3 separate regions of the Homo sapiens genome follow, and regions 1 and 2 are each linked to region 3. Evidence: read pairs that join two places in POLR2A ChIA-PET (ENCODE). Cell type or tissue: PC-9. All regions are shown on one strand.

Region 1 (8,000 bases), 370 kb before region 3:
TAAGGGATTTCTAAATAGCTGATAAAGTATCATTTCTGGGTCTGTCTGTGATAGTATTTCCCCAGAAACTAGAGGAGGTTGGTAGTGAGTCAGTGGACTGAGTGGGGAAGATCTATCTACCTTCGATACAGGGTCGGGAGAGGGCACCATCCAATTGTCTGAAGGCCAGATGGGACCAGAGATGGATGACGGGTGTATTAGTCCATTCTCACTGCTATAAAGAAATACCTGAGACTGGGTAATTTATAAAGGAAAGAAGTGTAATTGATTCACAGTTCCGCCTGGCTGGGAAGCCACAGGAAACTTACAGTCATAGTGGAAGGCAAAGGGGAAGGAAGCTTGGACCTTCTCACATGGCGGCAAGAGAGAGAGGAGTGAGGAGCAAAGGGGGAAGAGCCCCTTGTGAAACCGTCACCTCTCATTAGAACTCACTCACTATCTTTTTTTTTTTTTTTGAGACGGAGGCTTGCTCTTTTGCCCAGGCTGGAGTGAAGTGGTGCAATCTCGGCTCACTGCAACCTCCGCCCTCCCCCGTGTTCAAGCTATTCTCCTGCCTCAGCCTACCAAGTAGCTGGGATTACAGGCACCCACCACCAAGCTTGGCTAACTTTCCTATTTTTAGTAGAGATGGGGTTTTGCCATGTTGGCTAGACTGATCTCAAACTCCTGACCTCAGGAGATCCACCCACCTCGGCCTCCCAAAGTGCTGGGATTACAGGTGTGAGCCACTGTGCCCAATCATCTGGGGCTAGGAGTTTGAGCCCGGCCAACATGGCAAACCCCATCTCTAATAAAAATACAAAAATTAGGCTCACGCCTGTAATCCCAGCCCTTTGGGAGGCCGAGGTGGGCAGATCACGAGGTCAGGAGTTGGAGACGAGCCTGGCCAACATGGTAAAACCCCATCTCTACTAAAAGCACAAAACATTAGCTGGGTGTGGTGGTGGGCACCTGTAATCCCAGCTACTTGGGAGTCTGAGGCAGGAGAATCACTTGAACCCGGGAGGCAGAAGTTGCAGTGAGCTGAGATTGTGCCACTCCACTCCAGCCTGGGCAACAGAGCGAGACTCCATCTCAAAAAAAAAAAAAAAAATTAGCCAGGCATGGTGGCACGCACCTGTGGTCCCAGCTACTTGGGAGGCTGAAGCAGGAGAATTGCTTGAGCCTGGGAGGCAGAAGTTGCAGTGAGCTGAGATCACACCACTGCATTCCAGCCTGGGCGAAAGAGCAAGACTGTTAAAAAAAGGATGGAAGGAAGGAAGGAAGGAAGGAAATCATTATCAGAAGGAAAACTGGAAAACTTACAAAACTCTGGAAATTAAACAACATACATCAAAGAAGAAATAACAAGGGACATTAGAAAATGTTTAGAGACAAATGAAAATAAAAACACACCCAGACATGGTGGCTCATGCCTGTAATCTCAACACTTTGGGAGGCTGAGAGGGGAGGATCACTTGAGGCCAGGAGTTTGAGACTGGCCTGGGCAATGAGGCAAGACCCTATCTCTATAAGAAATAAAGTAAAATAATAAACAACAACATAGGCGGGGTGCGGTGGCTCATGTGTGTAATCCCAGCACTTTGGGAGGCCAAGGCAAGCGGATTACAAGGTCAGGAGATCCAGACCATCCTGGTCAACATGGTGAAACTCTCTCTACTAAAAATACAAAATTAGCTGTGCGTGGTAGCACATGCCTGTAGTCTCAGCTATTTGGGAGGCTGAGAGGAAAATCGCTTGAACCTGGGAGGCAGAGGCTGCAGTGAGCCAAGATGATACCAGTGCACTCCAGCCTGGGTGAGATAAAGTGAGACTCCATCTTGAAAAAAGAAAAAAAGAAAACAAATAACTTGATTGAGAAATGGACCAAAAACCTTAACAGATTTCTCAAGAAAAGATACACAGGTGGGCATACAAGCAAACAAAAAGACGTTCCACATTATATGTCATCAGGGAAATGCAAATTAAAACAACTGTAACACCACACACCTATTAGAGTGGCCAAAATTCAGAACATTGACAACACCAAATGCTGACAAGGAAGTGGAGCAACAGGAACTCTCATTCCCTGCTGGTGGGAATGCAAAATGGTCCAGCCACTCTTGAAGACAGTTTGGCAGTTTCTTACAGAACTAAACATACTCTCACTGGGCACGGTGGCTCACGCCTGTAATCCCAGCACTTTGGGAGGCCAAGGCAGGCAGATCACGAGCTCAGGAGTTTGAGACCAGCCTGACCAACATGGTGAAACCGTGTCTCTACTAAAAATACAAAAATTAGCCAGGTCTAGTGGCCGGCACCTGTAATCCCAGCTACTCATGAGGCTGAGGCAGGAGAATTGCTTGAACCTGGGAGGCGGAGGTTGCAGGGAGCCAAGATCACACCACCGCCCTCCAGCCAGGGTGACAGAGCAAGACTCCGTCTCAAAATAAACAAACAAACAAACAAACAAAAAACTAAACATACTCTTACCATGTAGTCTAGCAACGGTGCTCCTTGGTATTCACCCAAAGGAGTGAAATATTTATGTTCACACAACCAAAGCACGTCTATTCATAACTGCCAAAACCTGGAAGCAACCAAGATGTCCTTTAGTAGTCAAATAGAGAAATAACTCTAGGCCAGGTGCGGTGGCTTATGCCTGTAATCCCAGCACTTTGGGAGGCCGAGGCGGGTGGATCACTTGAGCTCAGGAGTTTGAGACCAGCCTGGCCAACATGGCGAAACCCCATCTCTGCTAAAAATACAAAAATTAGCCAGATGTGGGGGCGCACCCCTGTAGTCCCAGCTACTCAGGAGGCTGAGGCAGGAGGATCGCTTGAACCCAGGAGGCGGAGGTTGCAGTGAGCCATGATTGTGCCACTGCACTCCAGCCTGGGCGACAGAGCGAGACTCCGTCTCAAAAACAAAACAAAACAAAACAAAAACTATTCTGCATAAAACCCTAATGGTGGAGACAAGTCATTATACATTCGCCCGAACGCGTGAAGCATCCGGCAGGAAGAGGGAACCCTCATGGAAACCCTGGACTTCCGGTGATGATGTGGCCCTGTAGGTTCCTCAGTTGTAACAAATGTGCGGCTCCAGCGGGGGATGTTGATTGTGAGGGAGGCTGTGCATGTGTGGGGGCAGAGGTACATGGGAACTCTCTGTACCTTCTGCTTAATTTGGCCGTGAACCTCAGGCAGCTCTGAAAAAAAAAGCTTTCTTTTTTTTTTGAGACGGAGTCTCACTCTGTCCCCAGGCTGGTGCAATCTGGGCTCACTACAAACTCCGCCTCCCGGGTTCACACTATTCTCCCGCCTCAGCCTCCCAAATAGCTGGGACTACAGGCACCCGCCACCACGCCTGGATAATTTTTTGTATTTTGGTAGAGACGGGGTTTCACCATGTTAGCCAGGATGGTCTTGATCTCCTGACCTTGTGATCCACCCGCCTCGGCCTACCAAAGTGCTGGGATTACAGGCGTGAACCACCGCGCCCAGCCAGCTTTCTTTTTCTTTGAGACGGAGTCTCGCTCTGTCTCTAGGCTGGAGTGCAGTGGTGGGCTCTTGGCTCACTGCAACCTCCAACTCCCTGGTTCAAGCAATTCTCCTTCCTCAGCCTCCTGAGTAGCTGGGATTACAGGCATGCACCACCACGCCCGGATAATTTTTGTACTTTTAGTAGAGACGGGGTTTCATCATGTTGGCCAGGATGTTCTGGATCTCCTGACCTCGTGATCGGCCCGCCTCGGCCTCCCAAAGTGCTGGGATTACAGGCACAAACAACTGCACCCAGCCAATAAAAGCTATTTTTAAAAAGTTTTGCTAAGTGAAAGAAGTCAGTCACAAAAGGCGACGTCATATGGTTTCATTTATATGAAATGTCCAGAACACGCAAACCCATAGAGATGGAAAGTGTGTGAGTGGTTGCCAGGGGCTGGGCAGAGCAGGTAAATGGAGAGTGGTTACTAATGGGTACATGGTGTGTTTGGAGGGTGATTAAAATGTTCTTTTTTTTTTTTTTTTTTTTCTGAGACAGAGTCTCACTCTGTCGCCCAGGCTGGAGTGCCGTGGTGCAATCTCGGCTCACTGCAACCTCTGCCTCCTGGGTTCAAGCGATTCTCCTGCCTCAGCCTCCAGAGTAGCTGGGATTACAGGCGCCCTCCACCATGCCCAGCTAATTTTTGTATTTTTAGTAGAGGGGGGTTTCACCATGTTGCCCAGGCTGGTCTCAAACTCCTGACTTCAGGTGATCTGCCCGCCTTGGCCTCCCAAAGTGCTAGGATTACAGGCGTGAGCCACCGCGCCCGGCCTCGAAAATGTTCTAAAATTGATTGTGGTGATGGTTGCACAACTCTGCGAATATACCATCCACCACAGAGAGCTGCACGCTTTAAAATGAATTGTGTGATATGTGAATTAGATCTCAATAAAGCTGTTTTATCTCAAAAAATCTACAGGTTGGCCGGGTGCGGTGGCTCATGCCTGTAATCCCAACACTTTGGGAGGCCGAGGCGGGTGGATCACTTGAGGTCAGGAGTTCGAGACCAGCCTGGCCAATATGATGAAACCCCATCTCTACTAAAAGTACAAAAATTAGCCAGGTTTGGTGGTGCACGCCTGTAATCCCAGCTACTTGGGAGGCTGAGGCAAGAGAATAACTTGAACCTGGGGAGTGGGGGTTGCAGTGAGCTGAGATAGCACCACTGTGCTCCAGCCTTAGCAATTGAGCGATACTCTGCCTCAACAAGAACAAAAAAAAGTCTGTAGGAAATTATAAAAAAAGAGACTGGAGTTGTTTGTTACCACCACATATCCTAGCCCATCCTGCCTCACCTCACTCAGGGAAGAGGAAGAGACTTGCCCAGACCACGTGACTAGTGAGCAGCAAGGCTGGGTGTCCACCCCGGCTGCAGTGCCCCTGTCGTGGAGTGGGGACACTGGCCCTGGTGGGCCTGGGTCTGGGGTGCCTCCTTGGCTGGGGTTCTGGCGTCTGAGTGAGCTCCTGCATGAGCCGCTGGGGCATCTCCTCTACTGCACCTGGCCCCCTGCCTCCCAGAGGGCAGCTGTGGCTTCCTGGAGACATTGCTCAGCAGCTGGTGTGCAGGGCACAGCTGAATCCCCAAATAAAACCGCAGCCACCCCCAATGAGTTCCTAACTCGTCCAAAGACATAGAGCCAGCTTCCCCTTGGGGTCCGGCCTGGGGCAAGGCCCTTCTGGAGGTCATCTCAGCCAATCTCCTAGGTGACTCCAGTCGGAGTACAGGCCTCAGTCAGCCACGCATCCTGTGCCTGCTTGCTGCAGTCCTGGGCTGGGTGCAGTCCTGGGTGCTGGGACCCACAGCGAGGGCTGCAGCTCACACCGGTGTCTCACTCTCCACCAGATGCTCCGGCCCAGCCCCCAAGCTATCTGACTGCACCCAACCTAGCTCCAAAACTTCAGTGAAAGACTGAAGCTTCTTAGTCAGGCATTTAGGGCCTTGCGGGCTGGTTTTCGCCAGCCTCTCCTATCTCTTCTCCCACCACCCATGTGCCTTGGACTCTGGAGAAGGGAGAGTGACCCCAGCCTGTTCCTGGAACAGGCCCTGCCCCATCCCATCCTCTTGTTGGCTCACTGTGTTCCCTCCTCTGGAACACCTTTCCCCCGCATGGCTAGTTTGTCCCAGTCTCCAAATCCCTGAGGCTGGACAATGGGGAGCCAGGGTTGGGGAAGCTGAGAGACCCCTGGCTCTGTCTCCACTGGGGGAGGGTGTGTGGCAGTCGAGGTGGTGACCAAGGTGCAGTGCTAGTCAGAGCGAACCCAGCTGAGCACCAGCCGCGAGCCAGGGGATTGCCAAGGACTTCCCACGGCTGAAGCTATCCACTGCCACGGAGCCGACATCTCGTGGCAAGCAGCTTGCTCAGGGTCACTGAGTGAGAAGGCGGCACGGCAGGGACTGCGACCAGGACCCCAGAGCTGTCCTGTGAATCTTGGTGCCGCTTTCCCTCCAACTGAGGCAGCCACCCTGGCTTCTGCCCCATTACTTACCAGCACAGGGCCTCTGTTTCCCCATGCACAATGGGACTGAAGAACCTAAAGTTTTTTCCTACTTAGACACTCCCAAGTTACATTATCCCACAAATACCCCAGGCCCGCTCACTCGGAGCCAGCCCCAGCCTTCGTGTAGGAATTTATTTTATTTTATTTTTGAGACGGAGTCTCACTCTGTCTCTCAGGCTGAAGTGCAGTGGCTCAATCTTGGCTCACTGCAACCTCCACCTCCCGGGTTCAAGCGATTCTCCTGCCTCAGCCTCCTGAGTAGCTGGATTACAGGCACATGACACCATGCTCAGCTAACTTTTTGTGTTTTTAGTAGAGAGGGGGTTTCACCATGTTGGCCAGGATGGTCTCGATCTCTTGACCTCGTGATCTGCTCGTCTCAGCCTCCCAAAGTGCTGGGATTACAGGCGTGAGCCACTGCGCCTGGCCTCGTGTAGGAATTTAAAGCTGAAGGAGGCGACATGTGAACCTAGAGGTGAAGAACAATTTGCCAGGCATGTGAGGGTGGGAAGGGTGTTCCAAGCACTAGGAACAGGATATGCCTAGGCAGGGGAGAGACCAGTGTCAGCACAGTCCCCAGCCCTCAGGACCCTGCAGTGGGGAGAGACAAGCTCACTCCCTGTCCTCCTGGGCCACTTAAGAAGCAGGCAGGGCTGGGTACGGTGGCTCACGCCTGTAATCCCAGCACTTTGGGAGGCCGAGGCGGGCGGATCACGAGGTCAGGAGATCGAGACTATCCTGGCTAACATGCTGAAACCCCGTCTCTACTAAAAATACAAAAAAAAAAAAACTAGCCCAGCGTGGTGGCGGGCGCCTGTAGTCCCAGCTACTCAGGAGGCTGAGGCAGGAGAATGGCGTGAACCCAGGAGGCGGAGCTTGCAGTGAGCCGAGATCGCGCCACTGCACTCCAGACTGGGTGACAGAGCGAGACTCCATCTCAAAAAAAAAAAAAAAAAAAAAGAAGCAGGCAGTGGGTGGGGAGCCAGGGTGAGGCTGGCAGGGCAGCCTTCCTCATGACCTGCCACTGAGGTCTTGAGCCCCTGTGACCCAGAGAGTTGGGTTAGCCTTGGCCCAGAGGCCCAGAGAGGGCAAGACACCCTGGAGCCACTCAACAGGCAGGGCCCTGAGGGTGCAGGCCCAGCTCACAGCCATCTCTGTCCTCCCGGCCCTGATGGCCTGTTTCCAGAGGCCGCCACAGAACATGCCTGCTGCCTGAGGCTTGGGTATATAAGTGAGGGCCTCCTGGCTGCCTGATATACTCCGCTGTGATCACACAGTGAAGTTCCATAGTCCATTCTCATTCCCTTCATGCCTCGACTGCCAGGAAACTCATAGCTAAGTTTTTGGGGTTTTTTTTTAATACGGGGCCTCACTCTGTCACTCAGGCTGGAGTGCAGTGGTGCAATCACTGCTCACTGCAGCCTCGACCTCGGGCGTAAGCGATCCTTCCACCTCAGGCTCCCTGGTAGGTAGCTGGGACCACAGGCTAATTTGTTTATTTTATTTTATTTTTATTTTTTGTAGACACAGGGTTTCACTCTGTTGCCCAGGCTGGTCTAGAACTCCTGAACTCAAGGGAGCCTTCTGTCTTGGCCTCCCAAAGTGCTGGTATTTCAGGTGTGAGCCACCATGGCTGACCACAGCTATGTCTGATGCCTGATTACTAATCATTAATGTCCTAGAATTGGGTAAATGCCTATCTCCCACTAATCTTGGTTGTTCAAAATTATCTATGTCTATTCTTACAAATTGATTGTTTCTGAATTTCTGTAGACTGCATCTTTCTGGAAGACTGAGAGGTATGAATCACAAATTATACGTAAGGCAAACCCAGCATATTCCTGGGACCTGTGTGAACAAGTCTTGGGCCTGTTTATTATGGCCGGGCAGGAGACCCCGCCACGCCCTTCTGTGCTCCTGCTGTCTAGAGGCTGAGCCCTACAGCCCAGGTCCTGACTGCACTCAATGCAGCCTCC
Region 2 (8,000 bases), 120 kb after region 3:
TTATTTTATAGATAAGAAAAACAAGCTCTGGAAGTGGAGAACACGCAGGGCTCTCTGGGCTAAGGGAGGCCAGGGCTGCGGTGCAGGCATCAGACTTCTACTCCTGCACCCCGACACCTCCCAAATGCCCAAGAGCTGGGCAGGGCCTGGGGAGTGGGATGGATGTCCTAGGCTCAGCTCTGCTTCCAGGGAAGGGGTTCTGGAGGAGCAGATAGGCCCAGTCTTGAGTTTAAGACTACAGATGTGTGTGTGTTTTGCTTATGTTTGTATCCCAAATACTCATAACAGTGTCTGGCACATGACAGGCACACAAATCTATGCTAACAAATAACAAATTAACCTAAGCACTTCATAGTTTACACTTTCACTTACAGTTTCTAATTTTTTTTTTTTTTTTTTTTTTTTTTTTTTTTTGAGACTGAGTCTCGTTCTGTCACCCAGGCTGGAGTGCAGTGGCACCATCTTGGCTCACCACAACCTCCACCTTCCAGGTTCAAGCAACTCTTGTGCCTCAGCCTCCTGAGTAGCTAGGACCACAGGCGTACTTCACCACGCCTGGCTAATTTTCTCTTTTTTATAAACTATTTATTTGGGAGATTTCCAAAACATACAAAATAGAAGCAGATAGATAATAACAAATGTTGGCAAGGATGTGGAAAATTGGAACCCTCATAGGTACACTGCTGGTAGGAATGTAAAATGATACTGTTTTGGAAAACAGTCTGGCTGTTCCTCAAAATGTTAAACATAGCATTGCCACATGATCCAGGGATTCCACTCCTTGGGATTTACTCAAGATGAACGGATAAACAAAATGTGGTCTATGCATACAATGGAATATTATTCAGGCTTAAAAAGGAAGAAAATTCTGACACATGCTACGACATGGATGAACCTTAAAGACATTGTACTAAGTGAAATAAGCCAGTCACAGAAGGACACACACTGTATGATTCCACTTACCTCAGGTACCTAGAGTAGGCAAATTCAGAGAGACAGGAAGTAGAATGCTGGTTGCCCAAGCTTGGGGAGGAGGGAAGGGAGAGTTAGCATTTAATGGGAACAGTTTTCATTTGGGAAGATGAAAAAGTTCTGAAGATGGATGGTGATGATGTTTGTACAATAATGTGGATATCTCCACCACTGAACTGCAGACTTAAAAATGGTTAAAATGGGCAGGGTGCGGTGGCTCACACCTGTAATCCCAGCACTTTGGGAGGCCGAGGCGGGCGGATCACGAGGTCAGGAGATCGAGACCATCCTGGCTAACAAGGTGAAACCCCGTCTCTACTAAAAGTACAAAAAAATTAGCTGAGTGTGGTGGCAGGCGCCTGTAGTCCCAGCTACGCAGGAGGCTGAGGCAGGAGAGTGGTGTGAACCTGGGAGGCGGAGCTTGCAATGAGCTGAGATCACGCCACTGCACTCCAGCCTGGGCAACAGAGCCAGACACTGTCTCAAAAAAAAAAAAAGGTTAAAATGGTAAACTTCATGTTATGTATATTTTGTTTTGTTTATTTATTTATTTATTTATTTTTGGAGACAGAGTCTCACTCTGTCGCCCTGGCTAGAGTGCAGTGGCGTGACCTTGGCTCACTACAACCTCTGCCTCTGGGATTCAAGTTATTCTCCTGCCTCAAACTCCCAAGTAGCTGGGATTACAAGCACTGCCACCACACCTGGCTAATTTTTTGTGTTTTTAGTAGAGATGGGGTTTTTCCATGTTGCCCAGGCTGGTCTTGAACTCCTGACCAGCATGGCAGGTGATCCACCCACCTCGGCCTCCCAAAGTGCTGGGATTACAGGCATGAGCCACTGCACCTGGTCAGGAATTGTTTTATGAACCGACAGGTGCCCACCAGTCAGCTGCAACAATTACATTAATGAGGTCTCATTTGAGTCTAGAATCTTACGAAGAAGGTATCGTTTATCAATTCCTTTTGATAGATGAGGAAACTGAAGATCAGAGTGGTCACACAGCAAGTAAGAGGTAGACAGACTATATCTTCCCCTACCCGCTTCCAAAATAGATTGTCCCTGGACCCTGGCTTTTCCCCACACCAGCTGCCCCATTTAAACACCCCATTCAAAATGTGATTGGCTGAGCCTAGCCTGTGTCCTAGCTGCAAGAGAGGCTGGGAAAACCGGTGTCTGGTCTTTTCATGGCCTTTTCCTCCCATCTGGCCTCGTGAGGTTGGGGAGTCCCCAGAATGTAGGAGGGGGATTCAGCGCTGGGCAACTCAAAACTGACAGACCGCTGCAGTGGCTCATGCCTGTAATCCCAGCACTTTGGGAGGCCGAGGTGGGTGGATCACCTGAGGTCAGGAGTTCAAGACCAGCCTGACCAACATGGTGAAACCCCATCTCTACTAAAATACAAAAGTTAGCTGGGCATGGTGGCAGGTGCCTGTAATCCCAGCTACTCAGGAGGCTGAGGCAGGAGCATCACTTGAACCTGGGAGGTGGAGGTTGCAGTGAGCCGAGATCACACCACTGCACTCCAGCCTGGGCATAGAGCAAGACTCTGTCTCAAAAAAAAGAAAAAAGAAAAAGAAAAAAAAAACTGACGTCTCTTTCTAAGACCTCACACACCAGACAACAGAGCTCCTCTGCCTGGAATGATTTCTCTTTCTCTTTTTTTTTTTTTTTTTTTTTTTTTGAGACAGAGTTTTGCTCTTGTTGCGTAGGCTGGAGTGCAATGGCGTGATCTCAGCTCACTGCAACCTCTGCCTCCCAGGTTCAAGTGATTCTCCTGGCTCAGCCTCCCAAGTAGCTGGGATTACAGGCGCCAGCCACCCTGCTCGGCTAATTTTTGTATTTTTAGTAGACAGGGTTTCACCATGTTGGCCAGGGTGGTCTCAAACTCCTGACCTCGTGATCCACCCACTTCAGCCTCCTAAAGTGCTGGGATTACAGGTGTGAGCCACCGCGCCCAGCTTTTTTGTATTTTTTTTATTGTGGTAAAATATATGTAACTTTTTTTTTTTTTGATACAGAGTCTTGCTTTGTCGCCCAGGCTGGAGTGCAGTGGTGCGATCCTCGGCTCACTGTAACCTCCGCCTCCCAGGTTCAAGTGATTCTCCTTCTTCAGCCTCCCAAGTAGCTGGGATTATGGGCACCTGCCACCACGCCCGGCTAATTTTTGTACTTTTAGTGGAGACAGGGTTTTGCTATATTGGCCAGGCTGGTCTCGAACTTCTGACCTCGTGTCCTGCCCACCTTGGCCTCCCAAAGTGCTGGGGTTATGGGCGTGAGCCACCACACCCGGCCTGTAACATAAAACTGACCATTGTAAACCATTTTTAAGTGTACAGTCCAGTGCATTAACTACCTTCACAACATTATGCAACTATCATTACTATTTCCAAAACTTTTTCATTCCCCCAACAACAACTCTGTACCCGGTAAGCCACCAATTGCCTGAGATGGTCTCCATGTCCCCCCACACCAGGCTAAATCCTTCCACTCTTCCACTATCTGGCCCCAGATAATCCTTCCATTATCTGGTCTCAGAAAATATTTTCCTGACATAACATAAGCCCCGCATACACTCTCCTTGCGTCTTCTACCTTTCTTTGTAGCATTATGCAACTATAAGGAAATGACCATTCGTTTCAGGTCAGTCTTCCTGTCTCTCTGCTGCCTGTCAGCCCAGGAGGGAAGGCGTGAGTGTTCACTGCTAAATTGGTGCATGTGGCAAACACCTGATACGTATTTGTGGCCTGAGTGAAGAAGTGGTATGTACAAATGATGTTTTCCCCCTTCCTGTGGGGATGACAATTTGTTTAAATAATTCTGTATAATTTAGGAAGCTTTTGTTCCCTTTGCTAAGCCTTCAAGATCTGCTCAAGACTTTGAAAGTGTGATTATAGATTCTTCCTCCATAGGAGGGAATGTCACATCACCTCCCTGAGAAGAACATTCCAGGAAGTGGGGCTTTTAATGAGTCACGGTGTATTAATAGCACCACCAAAATCTGAACAAAGATGCCATTATGTTAGTGCAGAGCAAGTGAGCTGAACACGCTATCTGCCAAGTGTACGTTTTTGCTTGGAACATCAATCATCTTCTTATGAAAGCGTTTTAGGCCTCAACACTTGATCAATGAAAGTTCCAGAACTCGAAATGCAGTCCAAAAAGAAGCACTCTTGTTTTTTTAATGCCAGGTTAAAATTCAAAAAACAGGCTGGGCGCGGTGGCTCACGCCTGTAATCCCAGCACTCTGGGAGACCAAGGCGGGTGGATCACAAGGTCAGGAGATCGAGACCATCCTGGCTAACACGGTGAAACCCCATCTCTACTAAAAATACAAAAAATTGGCCAGGCATGGTGGTGGGCGCCTGTAGTTCCAGCTACTTGGGAGGCTGAGGCAGGAGAATGGTGTGAACCCGGGAGGTGGAGGTTGCAGTGATCCAAGATCGCACCACTGCACTCCAGCCTGGGTGACAGAGTGAGACTCTATCTCAAAAAAAAAAAAAATTCAAAAAACAAGAAACAGGCCGCGCGCAGTGGTTCACACCTGTAATCTCAGCATTTTGGGAGGCTGAGGTGGGTGGATCATTTGAGGTTAGGAGTTTAAGACCAGCCCCGAGCAATGTGGTAAAACCCCATCTCTACTAAAAAATAAAAATAACAGAAAACACATTAGAATGAAAATCAATAAAACATTTAACATCTGAATGCATTTGTGGTGGATATAGAAAAGTATGCTATTTTGCCCTCCACCCCCTGCTTATTTTGTGCGGTTTTTTTTGAGACAGGGCCTCATTATGTTGCCCAGGCTGGACTCAAACTCTGGGGCTCAAGCAGTCCTCCTGCCTCAGTCTCCTGAGTAGCTGGCATTCCAGGTGCGCACCACCACGGCTGGCAACAATTTCCCTTTTTTTTTTTTTTTTTTTAAGGTGGAGTCTCTCTGTCACTAGGCTGGAGTGCAGTGGTGTGATCTCACCTTACTACAATCTTCGCCTCCCAAGTTCAAGAGATTCTCCTGCCTCAGCCTCCCAAGTAGCTGGGACTACAGGTGTGCGCCACCACGCCCAGCTAGTTTTTGTATTTTTAGTAGAAGTTTTAGAGGTTTCACCATGTTGGCCAGGATGGTCTCCGTCTCTTGACCTCATGATCCGCCTGCCTTGGCCTCCCAAAGTGCTGGGATTACAGGCGTGAGCTACCGCTCCTGGCCAAACACTTTCCCTTTTAATAAAACCAGTTGGTACCATTTCTAAGCAGTTCCTGAATCCTGTGGTTTCTGCTGTCTCAGTCTCCTTCCTTAGCCTGGAAGGGCAACACACGTAAGAGAAGATGCCCAACCGCACTGCAAGTCATGAAAGGGAAAGTGAGTGTAAGAAGATGCATTTTACACCCATCAGGAATGGCAGAAATTAAAGGAGGACAGTACCAAATGTTGGCTATGGTCTGAAAATGGGGTCTCTCATGTGACCTGATGGGGGTACAGATCAATACAGTTAATCTGGAGGGCAATTTGGCACATCTGATGGAGTGGGAGAACTCACCCTGAGTACTTCCTGGTACGTGCTAGAGAAAGTCTTTCCACTTGCACCGGGAGAAAGGTACAAGAATGTTCTCCACAACCCTGTAGCAGGGGAATTTGAAAATATCTACATGTCTCAAAACAGGAGACTATCTTGGTAATTTGAGTTAATAGGAAATAAGGGGATAAAGGGACGTGCTAAATGACACTCTGAGGAAGCAGGCGGACAAATCCAGATGTGTGGGATATTTGGCTTGGTGTCTTCCACAAATAAGTGCCATTTAAACAACTCTTGTTGCCGGGCATGGTGGCTCATGCCTGTAATCCTAGCATTTTGGGAGGCCAAGGCAGGCGAATCACTTGAGGTTGGGAGTCGAGACCAACCTGGCCGACCTGGTGAAACCCTGTCTCTACTAAAAATACAAAATTAGCTGGGTGTGGTGGCGGGTGCCTGTAATCCCAGCTACTTGGGAGGCTGAGGCAGGAAAATCGCTTGAACCTGGGAGATGGAGGTTGCAGTGAGCAGAGATCGTGCCACTGCACTCCAGCCTGGGCAGCAGAGCAACACTCTGTCTCAAAAAAAAAAAGTACACAAAAGCAGACAGAATAGTATGAAACCTTAGTGACCATCACCATCCCCAACAACCAGCCAACTGGCCATGGCCATTCCCACCCATCCACACTCAATGCACCCTTCTTTCTTTCTCCAAGTCATTCTGAGGCAATTCTGAGATTTCATTGTACCATTTCACCCATAAGTATTTTCCCTACTACATCTCTGCACTCAGACATATTCAAGGCACTTGGTACTATAATTAAATGTACGATTAAGTGAGTGAACAAGGACAAGTCAAGATGTTCATTTTTGTCATTTCTAGTTAACACTGTACTGGAGGTTCTAACCAGGGGCAATTAGTCATGAAAAAGAAAAGACATCCTGATATCCTGATTGGACAGGAAAATGTAAAAAGTATCTGCATTTGTAAATGACATGATCTTGTATATAAAAACTCCTAAGGATTACAAACACACAAATCTATAGAACTAATGAGTTCAGCAAGATTTTAGGATACAAGATTGGCCGAGCATGATGGCTCATACCTGTAATCCCAGCACTTTGGGAGGCCAAGGTGGGAGGATCACTTGAGCCTAGGAGTTCAAGAGCAACCTGGGTAACATAGTGAGACCCCTGTCTCTACTAAAAAAAAAAAAAAATACAAGATTAATATATAAATATCAATTGTATTTTTATACATTAACAATGAGTGATCTGAAAATAAAGAAACATTTTTATTTGCAATAGCACCAAAAAGAATAAAAGATTTAAAAATAAAATTAGGTCAGGCTTGGTTGCTCATGCCTGTAATTCCAGCACTTTGGGAGGCCAAGGTGGGAGGATTGCTTGAACTTAGGAGGTCAAGGCTGCAGTGAGCTAGGATTACTCACTGTCCAGCCTGGGTGACACAGTGGGTCTCAAAGAAAAAGTAATAATAATAATAATAAATAAATAAAATTAACAAAAGGAATGCAAGACTTTTTATACTGTGTATTGAAAACTACAAAACATTGTTGAAATTAAAGACAAACTAAAATGGAAAGACATACCATGTTCATGGATCGGAAGGCTTAATGTTGTGGAGATAAGCAATACCACCCAAACTGATCCACAGATGCAACCCAATCCCTATTAACAATTTCCCAGCACTTTGGGAGGCCAAGGTGGGCGGATCACGAGGTCAGGAGATTGAGACCATCCTGGCTAACACACTGAAACCCCGTCTCTACTAAAAATACAAAAAATTAGCCGGGTGTGGTGGCGGGCGCCTGTAGTCCCAGCTACTCGGGAGGCTGAGGCAGGAGAATGGCGTGAACCCGGGAGGCAGAGCTTGCAGTGAGCCGAGATCACGCCACTGCACTCCAGCCTGGGTGACAGAGCAAGACTCCATCTCAAAAAAAAAAAAAAAAAAAAAAAAAAAAAAAGCTGGCATTTTTGTGCAGAAACTGACAAGCTGGTTATAAAGTTTATATGAAAATGAAGCAGGCATGGTGGCTCACGCCTGTAATCACAGCACTTTGGGAGGTCAAGGCAGGTGGATCATGAGGTCAGGAGTTTGAGACCAGCCTGGCCAAGATGGTGAAACCCTGTCTCTACTAAAAAATACGAAAATTAGATGGGTGCAGTGGCGGGCACCTGTAATCCCAGCTACTCAGGAGGCTGAGGCAGGGGAATTGCTTAAACCTGGGAGGTGCAGGTTGCAGTGAGCCGAGATCGCACCACTGCACTCTAGCCTGGGTGACAGAGTAAAACTCTGTCTCAAAAAAAAAAAAAAAAAAGGAAAAGAAAATGTTAAGGAACCCAGAAAAGCCAATCTTGAAAAAGGACAAAGTAGTAAGACTCACACTTCCTGACTTCAAACATTACTAAGAAAAAAAAAGTGAGGCCAGGCCTGGTGGCTCACACCTGTAATCCTAGCACTTTGAGAGGCTGAGGCAGGCAGATCCCGAGGTCAGGAGT
Region 3 (8,000 bases):
GTCTGGTAGCGAGAGAAAGAGCCCAGACCAGGCAAGCCTAAGTTCAAATCCTGCCTTCCCTCTTGGTAGCCAAGTGGCCTTGGGCAAAGTGCAAGTTTCCTCTCACTAATAGGAGATCAAAGGCCCACCCCTCCCCTGCAAGGCAATGGTGAAGGCTGCAGATAACAGAAAGCACAGAGCACACAGAAGTATTTGGGTAGCTACCATTATTCATTAATTCCAGCCACATCTTATCTCTAATCAAAATGTCTCCTAATTTTTTTCTTTTTTTTTTTTTTTGAGATAGAGTCTCGCTCTGTTGCCAAGGCTACAGTGCACTGGCATGACTTCAGCTCACTGTAACCTCCACTTTCCAGGTTCAAGCAATTCTTGTGCCTCAGCCTCCTCAGCAGCTGGGATTACAGGCATGCACCAACATGCCCGGCTAATTTTTGTATTTTCAGTAGAGACAGGGTTTTACCATGTTGGCCATGCTGGTCTCGAACTCCTGACCTCAAGTGATCTGCCCGCCTCAGCCTCCCAAAGTGCTGGGATTACAGGCGTGAGCCACCACACCTGGCCTGTGGCCTCCTAATTTCTATCAAGTCAATGTAGGAAAAAGTACCTAGCACCCCTGCCCTCCAGGGTTCAGCCCCATCCTCCCCAACAGCAATATCACCTTCTGTCTAGTCAACACTTTTTTTTTTGAGACAGAATTTCCCTCTTGTTGCCCAGGCTGGAGTGCAATGGTGTGATCTTGGCTCACTGTAACCTCTGCCTCCCGGGTTCAAGTGTTTCTCTTGCCGTGGCCTCCTGAGTAGCTGGGATTAAAGGCGCCTGCCACCACACCTGGCTAATTTTTTGTTTTTTGTTTTTGTTTGTTTGTTTGTTTTTGGTATTTTTAGTAGAGACAGGGTTTCACCATGTTGGCCAGGCTGGTCTCAAACTCCTGACCTCAGGTGATCCACCTGCCTTGGCCTCCCAAAGTGCTGGGATTACAGGCGTGAGCCACTGCGCCTGGCCTAATCAACACTTCCTATGTGCCAGGCCTGCACCAGGAACTTTACAATCATCATCCAATCCAATCCTAGTCACCCCTCAAAGCTGGTACTAATGTATCCACATTACATTGATGAGGGACCTGGAAGGAAGTTCAGGGTCATGAGGCTGTGCTCTTATCAGCTCTACACCATCTTGCCTCTCCACCCTTCACTGGCCCTCCACACAACTCATAAGCAATGGCCAGAGCAGACAGCCCCTCTTTCTTGGCTTACGTCACCCTCTTGGTAGGGACAGTCTCCTTTGCCCACCTCCCCAGGAATCGTGCCCGTCAGTTCACGTCCCACCGCCCACAGCAAGGATTTTCCCAACCATTCTTTGTGCTGCTCCTGTATCTGAATTCTCAAGTACTTAATTCATTCCACAACATTTAATATTTAATCACTTATATGATTTCAGAATTGTTTTATGTCTGTTATAATCAATTAAAATAAAATTATAATAAAAACTCTTTTAAGGAGAACTTTATTAAACAGTTACCACTGTATAGTTCCACAAAATTAGTTTTTTTCAGCTTTCTGATAGATTCTACACACTGAGATTTCAAAAAATGGTTTGCATCCCAATTATTATCAATTACCTAAGTTCTTCACCGTAAGTTTTTTTCCACTCAGATTCTGACAGATAAACATGAATTTATAGAAGAACCAATTTATTAAACATTCTTATCCATTTTAAGAATCGGGTATTTGGTCTTCAGCCCCAGCAGAGGTATCCAGCCTGGCACAGAGGCTAAGTATTTGTAGAATACATTAAACCACAACTGTTTCTTAATTTTTTCTATGGAAAGTTTAAATTTTATCATTATGCTCATGAGTTTGCATAAGGAGTTACTGATTACAAATAATTTGACAGTCTCATCATACTTATTAAGTTCTCAACTTAATAGAAAAATTTTAAGTGATAGTTTTAAAATTCCTACTAAAGAAACAACTAGTTACCAAAGCCTCGATCAGTAAGTAAACATTTTTAAATGTAATACTTCTCTTTTCCTTGGACTTTTTCTTTTTCTTCATTACTATTATTATTATTGAGACAGGGTCTCGCTCTATTACCCAGGCTGGAGTGCAGTGGTGCGATCTGGGCTCACTGCGACCTCTGCCTCCCGGGTTCAAGTGATTCTCCTGCCTCAGCCCCCCGAGTAGCTGGGATTACAGGTACGTGCCACCACGCCCAGCTAATTTTTGTATTTTTTGTAGAGACGGGGTTTCAACCATGTTGACCAGGCTGGTCTCGAACTGACATCAAGTGATCTGCCTGCCTTGGCCTCCCAAAGTGGTGGGATTACAGGCATGAGCCATCATACCTGGCCTTCCTTAGACTTTTCATCCTTAAGATCTCTGGAATTTTTTTTTTTTTTTTTTTTTTTGAAACAGGGTCTCGCTCTGCTGCCCAGACTGGAGTACAGTGATGCAAATACAGCTCACTACAGCCTCAACTTCCTGGGCTCAACTGATTCTCCTGCCTCAGCCTCTCAAGTAGCTGGGACACAGATGCGTGCCACCATGCCCAACTAATTTTTTTTTTTTAATTTTCTGTAGAGACAGTGTCTTGCCATGTTGCCCAGGCTGGTATCAAACTCCTAGGCTCCAAGAACCCTCACATCTCAGCCTCCCAAAGTGCTGGGATTACAGATGTAAGTCACCATGCCTGGCTGGAATTTTTTTCTGGAACAATACTACTGAAATTCAGAGTCAGCTGGGTCAGTTTAGCATGGCACTAATGAGCCTATAGGTCCTTGAGGAATTTCTTTCCAGTACCACAAAGGGTCTGCAAAAGAAGCCCTCCAGTTCCAGTTCATGCCTTCACCATAGCCCTGCCTGCCCACTCTTCCCTCAGGAATGCTGCTGAGTGGACAGAAATGTGGAGGAAGGACTTGAACCCGAGAGGGGCTATTCCACCAAAGGCAAAAAGCTTGCAGCCTGGTTCCCACCAACTTAGTGGGCCTCAGTAGGGGGCTTTGGGAAGCCTGTGGCATCACAGGCAACAGCCATGTCACATCACATAGGCCTGGTAAAGTTTTACTTGATAAAACTCCTCAGTGCCCAGAAGCATCTGATGTGGTATGAAAAATATCTCAGAGCTCTTTTGAAAAATGTGTGTCAAATTATAATCTTAGACATAATTTTAAATGAATCAGGTGGAAATAGTGTAGGTAATAAAGGTAGTTTTATTTTCCCTAAATTTCACATCTTCCCTCCCCATCCCCACCTGAGAATCACCTAAGAGAGAACCGGTCTTGCAGAGTCTTGCCAGAAAAGTAAAAGATCCTTTTACTGGCATAGCTAACAGCTACCAAGTGCCTAATGCAGGCAGACCAGAAACTTACCTGGCCTACACCCAAAGCACTCTCTACCTCCTAAGTCCACTCCTCCCATCCTTAAGCCCCACCCCAACCAGCTTTATACTTGGCGCTCTGTTGGGTCCCCTGCCTGGCACCCCTGCCCAAAGGACAGCTTCAGGGCCCTCATCCAGCCTGGGTTTCCCCAGCTTAGCTCAGCCTCTCTAGCTCTGTGCCAGTCTCCTTCCACCCATTTCCAATCACATGCAATTCGCCCTACACTCTGCCAGACACATCTTCGGGAAGCCTTAGGTCACTCTCCCACTCCACCACTGCCACGGCTCTGCAGGGCCTACAGCTTAGCACTCACAGGCTGCCCAATGTGGCCTTATCACCCCCGCCCCTCCACATACATTACCCCAAAGACCCTTGGCTGCTGCCTGTGCTTCTGACACCTTGCCTTTCCTGCCATTCCTTCTTTCACCCAAAAAAAGTCCCCTATCCTCATATTCACAAAAGCAGAGATGTCATGTCCTCCTGAGCCCCCCCCCAGCCTATGTGTGACATTCTTCCAGACCCCTTCACCGATGCCTATCATTATGTGCCACACTTATTAGCTGCAATATGTTAACTATGTTCCATATATTGTGAAAGTCCAGCTCCTTTTAAAAACAAGAAAGAAGCCAGGAGGCTGCTGAGTCACTGACAGCCTGAATGAATTAATCAAAACTAGCTGGAGCAGTCTGAGTAACATCAAAGGTTGCCATAAGCCATTTTGAAAATCAGAAGAGAACGACTGTAGTGCTATTATCATTCCTCTTGACCACATCTCAGACAACCAAAACAGGGACCAAAAGTGGCCAAGAAATTACTTCCAAGGGCCACAAAGGATCACCTACTAGAAAAGAAGTGGAACGACTAGGGGCCTATCTTAAAACCTGAGATCCAAAATAAACCACACTGCAAAGACTGTTCCGCAGGTTTTCTTGGTGGAACTTTTTTTTTTTTCCTGAGACAGAGTCTCGTTCTGTCCCCCAGGCTGGAGTGCAGTGGCACGATCTCGGCTCACTGCAAGATCCACCTCCTGGGTTCACGCCATTCTCCTGCCTCAGCCTCCCGAGTAGCTGGGACTACAGGCGCCCCCCACCACCCCGGCTAATTTTTTTTATTTTTAATAGAGACGGGATTTCACCATGTTAGCCAGGGTGGTCTCCATCTCCTGACCTCGTGATCCGCCTGCCTCGGCCTCCCAAAGTGCTGGGATTACAGATGTGAGCCACTGCGCCCGGCCCTTGGTGGAACTTTTAACCTAGTCAGGCTTGGGGCTGCTAGTGCCTGTTAGGGATTGATTAGTCCACAGTCCAGGGCCTGGGGCTGGACCACATCTGCTTGTCACCCTGGTGAAACCGGAGGGGGGTGTTGTGGGGGGAGGCACTGAAGATGAAAAGAGACCTTGGCCAATCAGAGCTGATATTCACCTTTTGAACAAAGCTCAACTATGTAACCAAAATTTTCTTCAACATAATGGGAAATAACTGGGTGGGTCTAATGACAAAAATACCACACAGTGATTTTCAAACACCTTCAACTGCCCACACTTCATGTGTAGGCGAACAGTTTAACGCTCAAGTAACAATCAGCTGCACAGCACCACACAGATGCCAATTCCACAGTCCCACCGCTGCCCTTGAAGGGGCCACAAAACCAGGTTTACCTTATGGAAAGACCCACACAATCCATGTTTCTCACAGTATCTTCAATTCAGTAGTTACAGCCAACGTATCTGAACAGTTGGCATTAACAGTATGTAAAGAGCCTAACACTTGTTTAAAATATATGTATGTCAGAAACATAAGAAGTCAGTTAGGCTTGGGTCACTTATGCCCATAGGAAAAACAAACAGTAATCAATTGTACAGTTTCAGTGTTTCATTTCAAAAAGGACAAGAACTTATCTGTGTTATTTACCTCCCTGTCTCCAACATCTAATAGAGGGCCTGGCACACAGAAGGTTATCACTGAATATCTGTCACAGAAAGGAAACAATTCTGAAAATGGAGGAAAAGAACAGTGAAGTGATAGAAACCAAGAGACCTACAGCCAAATGTATATAAAAGCAAATATATAATGCTTTTTTTTTTTTTTTTGAGATGGAGTCTCGCTCTGTCGCCCAGCTGGACTGCAGTGGCGCAATCTCGATAATTCTTTTGCTGACCAAAATGCTAAGAATAAATGCCTTCTTGGGTGTCCATCCATGAAAGCAAACAGTCTCCATCAGTAAATATTAGTACATCACTTTACAGTTTACAAAGCACCTCCATGGATCAGTTTTTTGAAACCTCGCTACAAACCTGCGCAGTAAGTACAACTGCCACTCCCATTTTGTAAACAAGAAAATAGAATCAGCCGCCCAGAGGAACCCAGTGGTAGAGTCTGGCCATCGAAATTCCAGCCCGTGTGCCTTCTGCTGCACCGCCGTCTACTGCTGGGGTGATGCAACAGACATGTGAGGTGGCACCTAGTTCTACGATTCTATCACCATGTAACTCCATGTTCCTAGGCTTCTTGAAGTGGGACTCAAATATTCCAGCCTTTCTCAGTGTGGCCCAGATTCCAGATCTACCTCTTCTTTTCAATCATTTGCCTCACAGAATTATTTTATTAAAATGGAATAATATAAGTCCCAGCAGAATCCCTGGCACTTAAAAGGCACTCGGGAAACATTAGTTTCCTTCTGAATACATAAGGACTTGCTACTTATCATATGGGCTTTGAAAATTCTCATCATTCATTAATACCTTCAAAGAAACAGACATAAGGAAAAACAGAGATGTTTCTTTCTGCCCTAAATTTCCTGCAGAAGGACAGCAGCAGTGGAAGCCCACTTTCAGCAGGTTTTCCTTCCAGTATAATCTTCCAAAACAAAACAGTAGCTTCTCTTTCTTAGTTTCCATTCCTCCTTCATTCTCAAACATACTAGTACAGCCCACACTTGCTTGGCATTCCAAACCCATCCCCTTCACTAAAGACCAACCGTTGGTGCATTGTCTCTAGCGCGCTTCTGATGGGCTCTGACCTGGAATGAGCCCCGGCCAACCACGTTCAAGGGGCTGCGTTTAGCCGCAGCAAGGCTTTGAGAGGCGGCACAGAGAATTAGACAGAGGGGAGGCAGGCAAGACAATAAGTCAAACGTCAGCAAATAGCAAGATGTAAGACGTGTGGAACATCACCTTCATGTCATCCCAAAATGAGAAGAGACACACAGTCACAAAGTGCGTAACATGCGTTAAGTAAAAATTTCACAGTGACAATCTCTGGAATTGCTTGCTGCTCATCAGATGGCTTCTCCCAGGGGCCAGCAAAAGCCCCTCCTTTGGAGCTCTGCATCGGGTGGGGAGAGGGTGGCCACCAGGGGAAAGCAGGAACAAGCAGAGGGCGGACATTCTGTGGCAGCATCTTCCCTGGCCTAGCACCCTCAGTCAAGCATCTGCTGAAATAACAAGCTTCTGTTGTTCTCACATGTCACTTTTTCCTAAGGCAGCCTGTCATTTAGAAACTGCTAGCTATTACAATCTACTTCTCTTCCTTCAGAGTAGCTTCTTAAAGATGAACTTAAAAAACAGCTACACTGCAACATCTTTACCAGCTCTTCATTCTCTGATGCTGTACTCCACGGAAGGTTAGATCTCCTATCGCAAGGCAAGTCACCACAAATGGCTGTTGTGAGGCTTCCTTAGGCTAATGAAATACTGATTTCTTCATTAAAGAAAAGCTATGAATAAACATCAAGATAAATTCAATTTGCACACATACTAACACCAGATCTCATCACATTAAAATGCTGACATATTCAAATGACCTATTTTTATTGAACCCTTCTGTTAAATATGTATAGGAATACGTATTCCCATTCTAAAGGGAATACCAGTATCTCACACTGACGAAAAGGCAAGATGCATTCATTTCTGCAAAAGATGATTTCAAATTCTTAGAAAAAAATGTTTTTTAAAGATAGAATTCTATGCCTTTCTGAAAGTGTTGAGACAACACTGGTAAATTACAGAGCATTGTAGAGCAGAGAGTAATTCCTGTGTGCTGCCTAACTACTACACTGTTGTTGTTCTAACCTTTGGGCCATCCATGGGCTCATTATATTCAGCAGAGCACATAAATGATTTTAAATTTCCAATTCAAGTTGCTGAGTAACATAAGCAACAATCGGTAGAAGAGTTCCCATCCTAAGTGAAAACGGCCCTAAGTCCCCAGTTGTGCAGAGGGCCTACAAACTTCCATTTCCTCATCCTACAGAGAAACTGAGGCCCAGGAAGAGGTGGTGATCTGCCCAAGGTTCATAATGCTTACAACTTCACCTTTAACCATATCTAGCTGTTTCTCCCTTTTCAATCACCCAGCGTCAGCTAGAACAAGCTACTGAATCTGTAATGTCTAAAATTTCAATAAACAACACGTGTAGCAGTAATTGTATATCATATGACAGCATTTTGGACATAGTACACTGCTGTGTTTCAAACAGGAAGCAAAAGAGCTAGAGTGAGAGAACATTAAACATATCTTAAACATTAATGGAGATCAGCTACTAAAACAAGTGGCCAAAATGCTTGACTTGGCTTCTGTAATTCAAATAATCTCTGATCCAACCAGGCGTGAGCTGAAGAATACAG

What was found. Peaks named below come from ENCODE experiments on the same cell type or tissue, not always from the same donor. Only the 100,000 strongest peaks of a DNase experiment are listed, where the experiment ranks them.
Region 1: POLR2A ChIA-PET joins it to region 3 with 19 read pairs; 3 of 35 experiments call an interaction of 5 or more read pairs at or near these places.
Region 2: POLR2A ChIA-PET joins it to region 3 with 15 read pairs; 7 of 35 experiments call an interaction of 5 or more read pairs at or near these places.

What each region holds. Positions count from the first base shown.
Region 1 is chr14:102,557,919-102,565,918 of GRCh38, reverse strand. No RefSeq gene overlaps it. Among named protein-coding and RNA genes, the nearest start is that of LINC02323, 17 kb to the right of the region's middle. RefSeq lists an enhancer at 5,082-5,351 and a silencer at 7,820-8,000. In PC-9, no CTCF peak of the experiment used is centred here; no DNase peak of the experiment used is centred here.
Region 2 is chr14:102,067,456-102,075,455 of GRCh38, reverse strand. No RefSeq gene overlaps it. Among named protein-coding and RNA genes, the nearest start is that of HSP90AA1, 16 kb to the left of the region's middle. In PC-9, no CTCF peak of the experiment used is centred here; DNase peaks (open chromatin) are centred at 3,645 and 3,955; H3K4me3 peaks cover 858 bases; H3K27ac peaks cover 4,799 bases.
Region 3 is chr14:102,183,280-102,191,279 of GRCh38, reverse strand. The region is part of intron 1 of WDR20 (WD repeat domain 20); the gene reads right to left. Among named protein-coding and RNA genes, the nearest start is that of WDR20, 47 kb to the right of the region's middle. RefSeq lists enhancers at 5,937-6,436, 6,437-6,938. In PC-9, a CTCF peak has its summit at 4,603; DNase peaks (open chromatin) are centred at 3,329, 4,029 and 5,669; H3K4me3 peaks cover 1,799 bases; H3K27ac peaks cover 5,258 bases.